2 separate regions of the Mus musculus genome follow, and region 1 is linked to region 2. Evidence: chromatin contacts called from ENCODE POLR2A ChIA-PET data. All regions are on one chromosome and are shown on one strand. The core of a region is the stretch at or near the end of the contact, and the rest is flanking DNA. Distances in the headings are between cores, read along the strand shown.

What was found. ChIA-PET counts read pairs that join two places held with the same protein, here RNA polymerase II (POLR2A).
Region 1: POLR2A ChIA-PET joins it to region 2 with 22 read pairs in embryonic stem cell. The contact joins the enhancer-like site here to the promoter of Baiap2 in region 2. POLR2A ChIA-PET finds 5 or more read pairs at or near these places in 4 of 5 experiments (Patski and embryonic stem cell).

What each region holds. Positions count from the first base shown.
Region 1 is chr11:120,025,303-120,031,408 of GRCm38, reverse strand. All of the region lies in intron 1 of Aatk (apoptosis-associated tyrosine kinase), which reads left to right. Among named protein-coding and RNA genes, the nearest start is that of Mir338, 13 kb to the right of the region's middle. Within about 2 kb of position 1,644, at least 2 of the 3 ENCODE cell types and tissues checked have a DNase peak (open chromatin) inside an H3K27ac peak, as active enhancers do.
Region 2 is chr11:119,940,091-119,946,672 of GRCm38, reverse strand. It overlaps Baiap2 (brain-specific angiogenesis inhibitor 1-associated protein 2), which reads right to left and starts at 3,581. Exons shown (of 14, transcript NM_130862.4): 1 at 3,425-3,581. The coding sequence starts at 3,478. Gm11767 (a long non-coding RNA gene) reads left to right here and starts at 3,579. Exons shown (of 5, transcript XR_001780400.2): 1 at 3,579-4,091.

The DNA.
Region 1 (6,106 bases), core at 395-2,894, 87 kb before region 2:
TCCCTCTTCTGGAGTGTCTGAAGACAGCTATAGTGTACTTACATATAATAAATAAATAAATCTTAAAAAAAAAAAAAAAAAGAAAAGAAAAGATGTGGAGAATCCAGCAGCCAAACAGCCTTTAGGTTTTTTTGTTTTGTTTTGTTTAAAAAGAATTATTTATTTGATGTATATGAGTACACTGTAGCTGTCTTCAGACACACCAGAAGAGGGCATCAGAAAATACAGATGGCTGTGAGCCACAATGTGGTTGCTGGGAATTGAACTCAGGACCTCTGGAAGAGCAGACAGTGCTCTCAATTGCTGAGCCATCTCTCCAGCCCCCAAACAGCCTTCTGTATACTTTTCTTGAGGGGACCGTGGAACAGATGGAAAGAGACAACCACAGTGGCCAGGGGCCCTGAGGCACAGGAGGCTTCTTGAAGGGGACAAAGTTTCCTATAGTTAAAGTGTATCCTAAACACCGTCCCCTGGAGCCATGAATGGTGTCACTGGGCTGACGGAGCAACTAGCACCAGCCAGCAAACCCTGGCCTCGTGCAGGTCTGGGAGCACTGCCTCTCCCCAGGGCCTCAGAGGAGCCTATCAGAGAAGGAACTGCGTTCTGGGAGCCAGCTGCCACTCTGTGGGGTCTCTGGCTTTCCTTCTTGTTTGAAGGCAGTGTCTGGGAGCCAGGTCCAGGAAGTTTTGTGACAGGGCCATAGAATGGGGGATCCTGGAGACATCAGGTCTGACAGAAAGGTTACATAGAGCAGGTGACCACACAGGTGGTCTGAAGCCTGGCACGACTGGGACCCAGAACAGAGTCACCTCCCAGCAGCCTAGGCTGGTTGTGAGGATGCTGGGGGAACGACTACACCTCGACCTTTGCCCTCCAGCAGGCCACCTCCCTGGTGTGCCCATGTATTAGCTGCTGGGGTTGCGCCCAGCCTGAGGTGGCCTTCTGGTTCCTCCACACCCTTGCCAAGGAGTTGGGAGTCTCTGGACCCCACTCAGCAATTACTGTAAAATGCCCAGGGATCGCCATCTGGTGGCAGAAGTGGGTCATCTGCGGTGACCTAAATTGGGTATGTGCTATGAAGAGACCTGGGTGGCCTGTTGGCCCCCTGATTTTCTGGACTCTAGGCTAGTCAAAACGTGGAGATGTGGGTTTGGACAGGGACTCACAGGTTGGAACAGGACCATGTTGGGTAGAGCTGTACAGCCAGGACCAGATCAAAGCCACGTTCACTTTTGGGGGTTTCTGACTGCACTGCAGGTGCCTGCCCGTCCTTTTCCCCCAGCCTCCGTCCTTAATTCCTCTTGTGCCTCAGCTGGCCCCGTGTTTCCAGACAGTGGCCGAGTGCAGAATGAGCCTGAGGGCTTGAGGGGTGTGTCCGGCCCAGCTAATAAGCATGTGACCTGAGAGGCACACTTCTGTCCAGAACCTTCCAGGCAGCAACAGAGTGTCTGCCTAGCATTCAAACAGAAGGGAAGGGGGTGGGAGAGGCCCGAACCATGCTCACATCAGCACTGGCTGCCGGCCAGCCTGACCCGTCACACTGTGAGTGTTGCTGGGAGCTCTAGTCCAATCAGGGCCTGGTATACCTGCCCTGCTGCCAAGGTTGGTCTGCCTGTTTATGGGTACCTTCTCCTCCCCATGTGGCCTGTCCTGTGTCACCTGGGAGGCAAAGAGGATCTGAGGAATGTGCTCACCTCTGAGGCTTCCCTCCCCTGAGAAGGGCCACATGTTTATTTTCAATGGCTTCCCTGACAACTGGGGTCAAAAGGTTAAGGTCAATCCCATTGGTTGACAGCAAAGGGTCAAAGGGCCACCACCCATGGAGCTATGGGAAGATCTACCAATATCTGCAAAGTCTCCTTGGCCAGGCTAAGCAGGTGACACAGCTGCAGGCCAGAGGGAGAAGCAAGTGGGCAGCCTTGGGGTCACTCTGACAACCGCAAGTACACTCCCACCAAACCTGGGCCTCCTGAGACACAAAGGCAGTCACTACCCAAACACGGTTCAATTTCTGGAAAATCTCAGCATCTGGGGGTTGGGGGTAACATGAGTAGCTAAGAGATCCTGGGCAGGTGGCACACATCTTTGATCCCAACACTCGGGAGGCAGAGGCAGAGAGGCAGGCGATCTCTGAGTTCGAGGCCAGCCTGGTCTACAGAGTGGGTTCCAGGACAGCAAAAGCTACATAGAGAAACGTTGTCTTTGGGAAAACAAAGCCAACCAATCAACAGCAATAAGAATAGAGAGGAGAGGGGGCTGGAGAGATGGCTCAACAGTTAAGAGCGCTAACTGCTCTTCTAGAGGTCCTGAGTTCAATTCCCAGCAACCACATGGTGGCTCACAGCCCTCTGTAATGGGATCTGATGCCATCTTCTGGTGTGTTTGAAGACAGCGACAGTGTACATAAAATAAATAAATCTTTAAAAAAAAAAAAAGAATAGAGAGGAGAGGGCTGGCTGACACCGCACAGTGGAGGGGATCGCCCAGCTCCCATCAGACAGGCCTCAGCAGTACAGGAGTGGCACCAACATGGCTGCTCCCGGGAGCTGAGTGATGTGGAGTTTGGAGCTTGTAGTGGATCTGGGTGCTTGCAGACAAGACTGATGACAGAAATCTTAACGAAAGTGTTTTTGGACACCCACCCCATGGTAAGGTCCCACTCCTATGCAAATGTGGCTTTGTGTAATGATTCCTGACCACATCCCCCAGCCAAGTCCTGCGAGGGAGTGTGGGAGATGGACGGCCAGGGTGGGGGCGCCTGTGAACTGGGCCTCTCAGGGCAACAACTAGCATAGGACTGGGTAGGAGGCACTAATGACCTCAGCGGAGCCAAGGCCTCAGTGTGGTTAATGTTTAAAGCGCTTCCTAAGACACAGGGAGAACCGCGAAGGCATGCACACACTTTCTGTTTTATTCAGTGTGACGGTTTAGAATGGGCGGTCAGCTTGATGGTGGGCAGGGCCGTCCTGTCAGCATGCCCTAGCTGGGCGTGGTTTTCTGTCTGTGCTCCTGAGCCCGGGTGGAATTGCAGGCCGCCCACTACAGAGACTTAGATTTGTAAGGCCTGCTTATACAGTGATGCTTCCAACCCAAACCGAGGCCCTGTCGCTCTCAGTGTCCAGAGACAGGATGGTGCCTGGTACTCAGTGTTGTGACTTGTGTGAACCACAGCACAGCATCACCTGCCTTTCACCTCTACCCTTTCCTACAGAGCCTTGGTCCCAGGCCAAGGGCCATGGCTTTTCCATCCCCATCTCTACCCATGTCAGCTAAAGATGTTGGGCCTAGCTCTCTTGGTGTTAGTGCCAGGGAATGTCTGGGGGCCGGGCCAACCCCGAATCATACTTGAGGTGCTGCACGGTCCTCTCATGCATCTAGCTCTCCCTTCCCTTTCCATTTATTTATTTATTTTGGTTTTTTGAGACAGAGTTAAGACCAGGCTGTAGATCTGCCTGCCTCTGTCTCTCGAGCTCTGGAATTAAAGGCGTGCGCCACCATTGCCTGGCCTAGCTTTTCCTTTTCCTTTTTCCTTTTCCTTTTCCTTTTCCTTTTCCTTTTCCTTTTCCCTTTCCCTTTCCCTTTCCCTTTCCCTTTCCCTTTCCCTTTCCCTTTTCTTTTCTTTTCTTTTCTTTTCTTTCCTTCCTTCCTTCCTTTCTTCCTCTCTCTCTCTTTCATATTCATATATACATATACATATACATATACATATACATATACATATACATATACATATACATATACATATACATATACATATACATATACATATACATATACATATACATATACATATACATATACATATACATATACATATACATATACATACAGTGTAGCTGTCTTCAGACTAACCAGAAGAGGGCATCGGATCCCATCACAGATGGTTGTGAGCCACCATGTGGTTGCTGGGAATTGAGCTCAGGACCTCTGAAAGAGCAGTTAGTGTTCTTAACTGCTGAGCCATCTCTCCCGAACCATCTGCCTTTCCTTTCTTTAACCAATCACTTTGCATGATCTCTATGGTTCCTAGGCCTCAGTGGCACTTAGTTGGGACCCAGGATGGAGCCAGTTTGGATAACTTCTGTGTTTGCGGGTTGTGGTTGGCTTTAGTCAGTCTGGGAGGAGGGTCCCTGGGGCTCCCCTGGTGCAGGTGGGCTTCAGAAACCCAGGTACACATGCAGATTTGAGAGTTTAAGAGCATTCCTGGCTGTGTGGTTCTGGCCATTCCAGTTGGCTGTCTCTTCCTGCCCATCCCCCATCAGGGACTTGGGCACTGAATAACAGACAGGCCTGTTGGGTCTCTGTGACGGCTACGGCCAGCAGAGGCAGGATCTGCAGGAGGCAAGAAGGTAGTTCAGTTCAAGATGAATAAGCATCTGATGTTGGTTCAAAGTTCTGGAGTCTGATGCCAAATAGTTGATTATAGGCCTATTTAAGCACAGCACAATTTGGTGAAATATTTTTCTGGTAATAACTCAAGCCATGTGCACAATATAGCTAAAGGTTTGACTTCATTGAACTTCTTTATATACTCCATGTGACATCTCCCATAAAGATGGGGTCTATAGTTTGACTACACATGACACCTTCCATAAAGACAGGCTCTATCGATTGACAAGCTTATGGCAAGAGTCTGGGGGAGGCTGCAGTGTAGTCTCTGCCACACAGTACAAAGGGCACTAGGCTATTCACCATGTCTGCTCCCAGCTTTCTGGGAGGTTAACAGGTTAAGCACCCGCTTCTTTGAAGGAACAAGACTGTGTGTTCAACATCCCTGGCTCCTCTAGTGCTTCTCTGTGAGCACAGAACCTCCACGCCTCCCACGCTTCTCTCCTTTTCAGTTCTTAAAGAGAAAATTGTGGTTGTAATAGAGGCCAAGGCTGAACGCACTGCCTGCATGGCCAGTTGAACCAATACAGGCAACCATAACAGAGTTATCAGAATAGCCTACAGAGGACCAAGGGAAAGCCAGCTTCACCACGATGGCCACTCAGAAGTCACCTGAGAGACCTTATCTTTTTATTGATGAGAGAAACCTGACACGGTTAGCAGCACAGGTTGGGAGGTTGTTGATCACCACACCGTGCTTGAACAACACATAGTCTACAGTAGCTCTGTCTTGCAGAAATGAGGTTCTTAAGCCTCTCATCTCTTGACTAACTTTTGCTAATGTTTTTGCTGTAATATTACTAATTACTGATATTTTGCTAGTATTAGTAATTAGTGAATATTAATAATTAGTAATTAATGAACTATTACTTATTAATTACCAATAATTGCTGTGATTTTACTAATCATACAGGCCCTATCTGAAACCTCTCTTTGTATTCTAGTAGTCACTCTTGTGACTGGTAATAAAAAGAGACTAAAAACATTCTCTAGCTTGGCAAAACAGCGTCACAAAACGTCACACTGTCAAAATGTCACACTGTGTGCTACCATGGCTGTGCCTCTTATTCCTCATGACAAAAAGCTTTTGGATTCTGCATTGACAAGCTGAGAGCTAACGTGAGCTCAGATAATGTAACAGCGTCATTTTTAGGTCACTGATATTGTGTCCTTGCTGCCTCCCTAAGGCACTGGCTTATTCCTCCTCCTGGGACATCTCCTCTTGATGGGTTTGTTGTCGTCGGATACTTCCTTTATCTGGCTGTCTTCAGGATGCTGTCCTGGTCAGATGCATCAGAGTGGGTGCCATCTGGGACTGCGTTTATATTTGGAAACACATAAGTGTAGCCTCACCATGACGTTAGAAGAGCATCAGACCCTTTCCATCGATTGGTTTCTAGATCTTTCCATTAACATACACGTTAGGCTCTGTCTCTTTAGGGCAAAATGCCTTGGGGCAATAGAAGAAGCGTTCTTTAGGGGAGAAAAGTTTAAAGTTAGCTTGGCTGAGTGTAGCACAGCAGGTGGGAACTTAGGTCGGTGTATAGACCCCTCTTTATTTTTATATTTTTTCACTAACCTATTTATTTATTCACTTTACATCCCCATCACAGCCGCCCTCCCTCCTCTCCTCTCACCCTTTCCCCTTATTAATCTTTAAAATTTGCTGTTTAAGTGTTTGATAGTGTCATTCCACAATGGCTTGACCCAGTCCTGT
Region 2 (6,582 bases), core at 2,332-4,831:
GTTATAGGGTTACCCAGAAGTCAGAACTCCTTGTGAACTATAATCCTTGAGAAACCACGAAGCTCAGTCAGGCATAAAGATGCATGCCTATTCATTCTAGCACTTGGAAGGTGGAGGCAGGAGAATCAAGAGTTCAAGGTCATTTTCAGCTACACAGTGAGGTTGAGGAAGGTCTAGTCTACCTGAAACCCTGTCTCAGAAAACTGACAACAACAATCTTACTTGGGCTGGTGAGATGGCTTACCAGGTAAGGGTGCTTGCCACTAAGCTGACAGCCAGAGTTCAACCTATAACCCATGCAGAGGAGCACACACACTCATGGTTGTCCTCTAACCACTCTGTGGGAGCTGTGGCATGCGCCCCCCCCAAGCACACACACACACACACACACACACACACACACAAGCACACACACACACACAAGCACACACACACACACACACACACACACACAAGCACACAAACTTTTGAGAAGAAAAAAAAAGGCCAATCATTTACTCTTAGCACTAGGGAGGCAGAGGCAGGCAGATCTCTGTGAGTTTGAGGCCAGCCTAGTCTATATCATGAGTTCCAGGACTGTCAGGGATAAGTAATGAGATCCTATCTTCAAAACAGCAACAAATTTGCTAACTTGACCTGTTCTCATCCCACTAGGATCTCATAGAGCATGTTTACTCAGAGGGATCCAAGAGGGCTCTGAGGCTTTGGGCTGACTTCATTCTAAAGACCACGCTCTTTCACCTGTGGCAGTAGACCCTGCCTCCAGTAATCTATGCCCAACCCAGGTGCTACCTAGGGTGAACACTAGCCGGCCTCTACTCTCTGTTGTCTGTGCACGAGGAAGGGGTCTTCCTTGCCTGAAGCTCCCCTTCTCTGAAGGGCCCAAAGGCCTATGGATGAGCTCCTGGTGAACGTCACGAGGCTGCCCTGTTTTCCTTCCCTTCATCTTCCATGAAATTCCCCGAGGACACAGCTCCCAAGGGAACCGAGCCACCAGGAAAGAGGTCAAAGTCTGCATTCTTCCAGGAGGAAAATCAAAACTGTACATTGTATTCTTGAATTCTTAATCAGGAGGGCCAAGGACAAGCATCCTTCTTTGCCAAGGCAAACACCACTCAGAACTGCAGCTGAAGTGATGCAAGGGCCAAAGCAAACAGCGGAGCCTGCATGGCGGGTGACACTGAGCAGAGCCACGTCCCGGCCTTCTCAGGAGGTACTGCCAGCATATCTGCAAGCACCAACCAGCATAGGAGGAGCCCCTAGTAGAGAGTCAGTTACTCCATGTCCCAGAGAAGACAGCATGGCAGACTGGCTGGACCGGCCTGAAACTGCACACGTGTGACTTTGGCTCTTCTCTGACTGTGCCTCTGTGTGGGCTGGATATCTCCCTAGCCCACATGCCAAAGCTGCCCAACCTGTACTAGCACCACCATACATCATACACATCAGTGACAAAATACAAAACGAGAACAGAGCACAGGAGTCAATGACTAGGCCTCAGTGGATACAAGAGCCACCTGCCTACACTGCAAGAAAGCCCTTCAGACATCTACACCCGACCTGTGTCCAACACCTCAAAAACTCAAAAGATCTCATCACCTCATGTTCACATGGAAGGTTCACCAACCACTGCCCCACCAAACCCACAGTAATTCCATTCTAAGCTCCCAGCCTGCTAGCCCTCAATCAGTGCCATGATCCAGATCTTCTGGATCCAGATTCTCTGCCACTGCAACAGCTCTGACTGGACATCCAGATGAATTACAGCAGCATGTGAGTGAAGCCTGAAGCCGTTACGTGCAGGCTGACTGCCCGGGCATGAGTTTTACTAAGGAGAACCATGGGACTCTCCAAAGCAAAGCTACTCCTCATACCCTGCGTGATTCTCACCATGGAAGTTCCTCTTTAACGATTTCAGTAAAGAAGCAAGAAAACCAGACTGTGACCAGTATTTCTTTTCCCATTCCCCTGCAGTACAAAGCAAACTGTAATGGAACTAATGACTAATAATTTAATAAACCTCCCTCTCCCGACAGCATGTGCTTCCGCAGACCAACAAGAGGGGAACATATACCATGGAGTCTACAGATACTAAACATAAAGAACAAAAGGCTGTTCTCAATCTTGTTTGCCGGCAGCTTGAACATGGTTTTAGAGCTCCTTCAGCCCCTACACCCACCTTCAAGGTTCCTCCAGACCCATGTAACTACAACTCTAAAGCCTTTATTAAATGATGAATTAAAGTATAATCTGCCCCCGGGACTCCAGCTGAAACCTAAGCAGCCACCCTGGAGGCTTCCATCTGCTGTAGGCAACAGAGCAAGCACAGCTATGAGGGTTTCACAGGCCATTGCCTAGAAAGGCACAACCATGGTTGGTTCATACAATCAGAAACTGTTGCTCTCGAGCAGAGCACAATCCCATTTAGCCATGAACCAGCAACTCCATGTGAAAACCTAGTGGCTGGTGGAAAGCCTTTCACTCACCCTTAAGACAGTTTTGAAATAAAGCACAGCTTTGTAAAGAGGACTGCCATGCACAGGGCAGGGCAGGAATTTCTCTCTTGAAAAAAAAAATGTCACTGAGAACTGCAGCGGACCTGATGCCATCAGGGAGCCCCAGGCTGTGCTGTTGAGGGTAAGGGGCCAGGGCTGTGAGAACCCATGGTGAAGAAATAGGAAATGGCCCGTCCATCTGTACCCAAAGCATGGACATAACATGACACCAGGGGGCTTGCACAAGGCTCTGCAGTTCTTCCATGAGAAACTGTCATTTCACAGATTAGTATGTGAATGCGAGACTCTTAACACATATCAGAAGCAAAAGCAGGCGCGTCAGCCTCCTACACAATTAGTCTTCTCCCTCTGCGGTTACATAAGATGATGGATTATCTGTCCACCCATCCAACCTGTCCGAGCTCGACCTCCCACTTTGGGCCACGTCCATTAACACTCGTAAAGGAGTTGTGGAAAGGGAAAGCCTGTTGAAGAGAAAGTGCCCAGAGGCTGGCATAACAGCACCTAGAAGAGCCCCACGGTGCCACCGCGCCAAGCAAGCGCAGGGCGACCGCCCGCAGCAGCCTGCAACCTCCACGCCGCCCCCGCTCCTTGTTCCCCTCACTCTGGGATGCAGCGGACCAGGCCAGATCGCAGAGCAGCCCAGGCCCTGAACATCTCGGTCCCTCCGGACGCCAGGACAGACAGGCGTACTGAGGGAGCGCGCGGGGGCTGAGCGGCGCCGTCGGGGTGGGGGCGTCCACTCGTGCTCGGGGACGGCGCGGGCCGCGGCGGGCGTAAGGACCCTGGGCGGGCGCGGCCACCTGTGACCAACGGAAGATCGGTCCACCACACCCGCAGTCCGGGAGCCGGTGCCCTGCTCGGGCCTGAAGACCTAGGGGCGACTCGGAGCCGCGCTGGAAACTCACCTTGTAGACATTTTCCGTGAGCCGGTGCATCTCCTCCGAGCGTGAAAGCGACATGGTCCTGGGTCCCGGCTACACCACAGACCAGAGCAGGGGCACGGGTGGCGGTGAGGAAAGCGACAACTGCAGCAACAGGAAAAGGCGCGCAGACCAGGACCACAGAGCGCGGCGCCCGGCGGCCGCTGCTTTTATAGCCGCTGAAGGCCCCACCCCACAAAAACCCCGCCTCCGGGCCCCGCCCCCGCCGCGCCCGGATCACCGCCCCCGGCTGTCCGCCCCCGCCCAGCCTAGCCGCTGCTAGGCAACCGCCAGGCCCGCTCCTGCGCCGTCTTTTCTATTGGTAGATTTCGGAGGCGGGGGCGAAGGGCGGAGCTAGAGGAGGGACTCGGAGGCCGGCTCCGAGCGGCAATTGGTCGGCCGCTGGGAGGCGGAGGCGCGGCGCGCTGAGGCCCTGGAGCTGCCTGAGGGGGTCGGAGCGACAGCCGGGCTGGGGGCGGAAAGCGGGGGCGGGGTGGCGCAGGAAGAGCTAGCGCGGGGTGTGGGCGGTGCGGGTGGCACCGGCGCGAGCGCGCGTGGAGGCGGCACTCGGGAGGCAGCGATCCGAGCTGCAGGCCCTCAAGGGTCCCTCAGGAGTGCGCGACAGGGGCCGGTGGCTCCCGCGCTATTGCAGGTGAGTCGGCGAGGCGTGCGTCGACCCTGGACGGTCTTCCGGAAGGGAGGAAACCCGGAGCCGGAGTAGGTGGAGACGGAGGAAGGTGCTGAACTCTAGCGGGAGAACCCTGAGCCCTGGAGGCAGGATCGGGACAGGGTGGGCCCTGGGGCGGGTGCTTGTGGTGGACTGGTGCTGAACGGAGGGTGGCGGCCGACAGTTGGGTCTAGAATTCCGGGAAGAGGACCCAAGAGAGGAGCGAGGGAGACGTGGAGCGAGTTCCATGGGGTGGTTCGGAAGGGAATTGGGGCGGGGGCGGGAGTTGGGTGGATAGCTCCGGGGGAGGAGCCTCTCAGCACAGCTTGGAATTGCCCAGTAGCTGATGGTTTAAGGAAGGGTAAGGCTTGGCTGAGAAAACTGACCAGGTTGGCACACGGGGTTCCAACGCGGTTCCCTTTGAAGAAATATTTACATCAATTAGACGAACAGAGAGGAATTATTTGCTTTACATTGTAAAACACCAGAGCTGAATGTTTCCTTTTAATTAAACATAACACTCCAGCATCCATTTCCTGGACAGCTGGTTACACCACTCCAACAACCCAGAGGACACAAATCCAAGGCGCGGCTGTCAAGCCTCAGCAGGGGACTCAGACGGCCCCTATTCACTTTGCTACATGTGTAAGGAGAAGGAATTCAGCCCACTGTCCTCTGTTTCCTTGTCGTCTATGTACATCTCTGTGTACATCTCTGTGTATCTGTCTTTTCTTGGGTTCTTCTTGTGACAGAAAGCCAGCTTAAACTAACTGGCTGTCAAATAAGGACTTGTCAATTACTGTTCACTGCGACTGGTTGGTTACAGCTGCCCCTTCATCTCACTTTCTAGTCCATTTAGACCAGCATGGTATGGTGCCTACTCAAGCACACACTGATCCCCTCACTGATCAGAAAGCCAACAAGGAGCTGTGCACTGGGGTAGAAGCAACTCCTCCATGCTTGCCCCAGGCCAAGGCCATGGAGGAGAACTAGAGGTGGAGGCTGGCAGCAAACACTTGGGGTCTGTCTGAAAAAGGGCAGAGAAGCTCCCCCAAGAAAAGTTCCCATGGCTTGGACCACTCCCCCTTCCACAACATCCCAAGACTCTTTCCTGGGCCTGCCTACCCATAGTCACCCCATTTCTGTGCTACATGGGTGGCAGACTCAGGTCTGTCCATGTCCCAGGCAGGAGGCTGGCCAGCTGCAGCAGAAACCCACAGTGGGAAGAGGGTGTCAGGACAGTGTCTCAAACCTGCCTGCAGCTCAGAGCTCTGTGACAATGGCCGTCCTGACAGGACTTGCTGGGGTTGGAAGGGGACAGGAGAGAGGAGTTGTGTTCCCTCCAGCTCTTTATTGGGGCTGACCATAGCCCGAGTTCAGACTTCAGCACGGAAGCCTTTCTGACCCTGGAAGCAGCTCCTTTAATAGTAGGGGGCACCAATGGTCAGAGGTCAGGTTGCTGAGTGGGTGGGCACACCATAAGCAGCATGCTCACAGATCAGCAAGACTCTGGCTCCAAGTGGATTAGGGGGCCACTCTTTCCCTGACTCCTTTTCTTCCAAAGCCCGTTACAAACTTCATCATATTCCTCTTCCTGTTACACTGGTGTCTGAGGAATCTGCTTACTTTCCTAAAAGTTCAGTAGGCTGGTAGCTAGGAAATAGTGGCCCGTGTGTGAGCTTGCACCCGCTTCTGTCCATCGGAGTGGAGGAAGCTATTGTCAAGGTGGAACCATTGTCATTGGCTCCTCCTGAATCTTCCCAGAAGGAATGATGATAAGTGTCACCCAGGGTGATGGCTGACAGTCAACACACCTCCCAGACCTTCTGATATACCCCGGCTCTTCTTATACTGTGCCAAGGTGGGAGTGGGGCTCACTGGTTCTGGTTCTGGGGTGGAGGGGAGCAGGCCTCAGTGAATGAGCAGCTCTGGGAGAAGTCACTGGAAGCAGAGACAGACCATTGTCCATATGCTTCTGGCCTTCCCACTCAGTGCTCCCTGAGTGGCGATCTGCAGCCACCCCAGCCATAAACCCATGTGTCCACTTCCCTGAGCCCAGCCTCACTTTCTCCACAGGCACGCTGCTGAGCGCAGGCCCAGGGCAGGCACCGCCTCAGATCCTGCCCTGTAGGTCATGGTTCAGGGTGGGCAGCTCTGGAGACGGGCTGGGGTGGGGAGCAGCAGTGTGTATGTCTCCACAAGCTTATTTTTAGTTGCGTTATATAAGTGGCTTCATCTCGGCGTCATGTAGGAAGGAGGAGGGGTCTCAGATTTAATTACAGGATGACAGCCGTGCATTTCAAGCAAGCTGTTCTCCTGGCAAGGCAGGCTCACGGATTGGGAGCCTGTGCTCGGCAGAGGCTGCCCTTCGAGAAGTGACCCCCCTCCCCAGAAGACTGTCACCCCAGCTTCACCTCCATCCTCAGCCACTTCGCTGAGCTTGCCTAAGGTGGATAGCCATTTGTCTAAGGTCTCC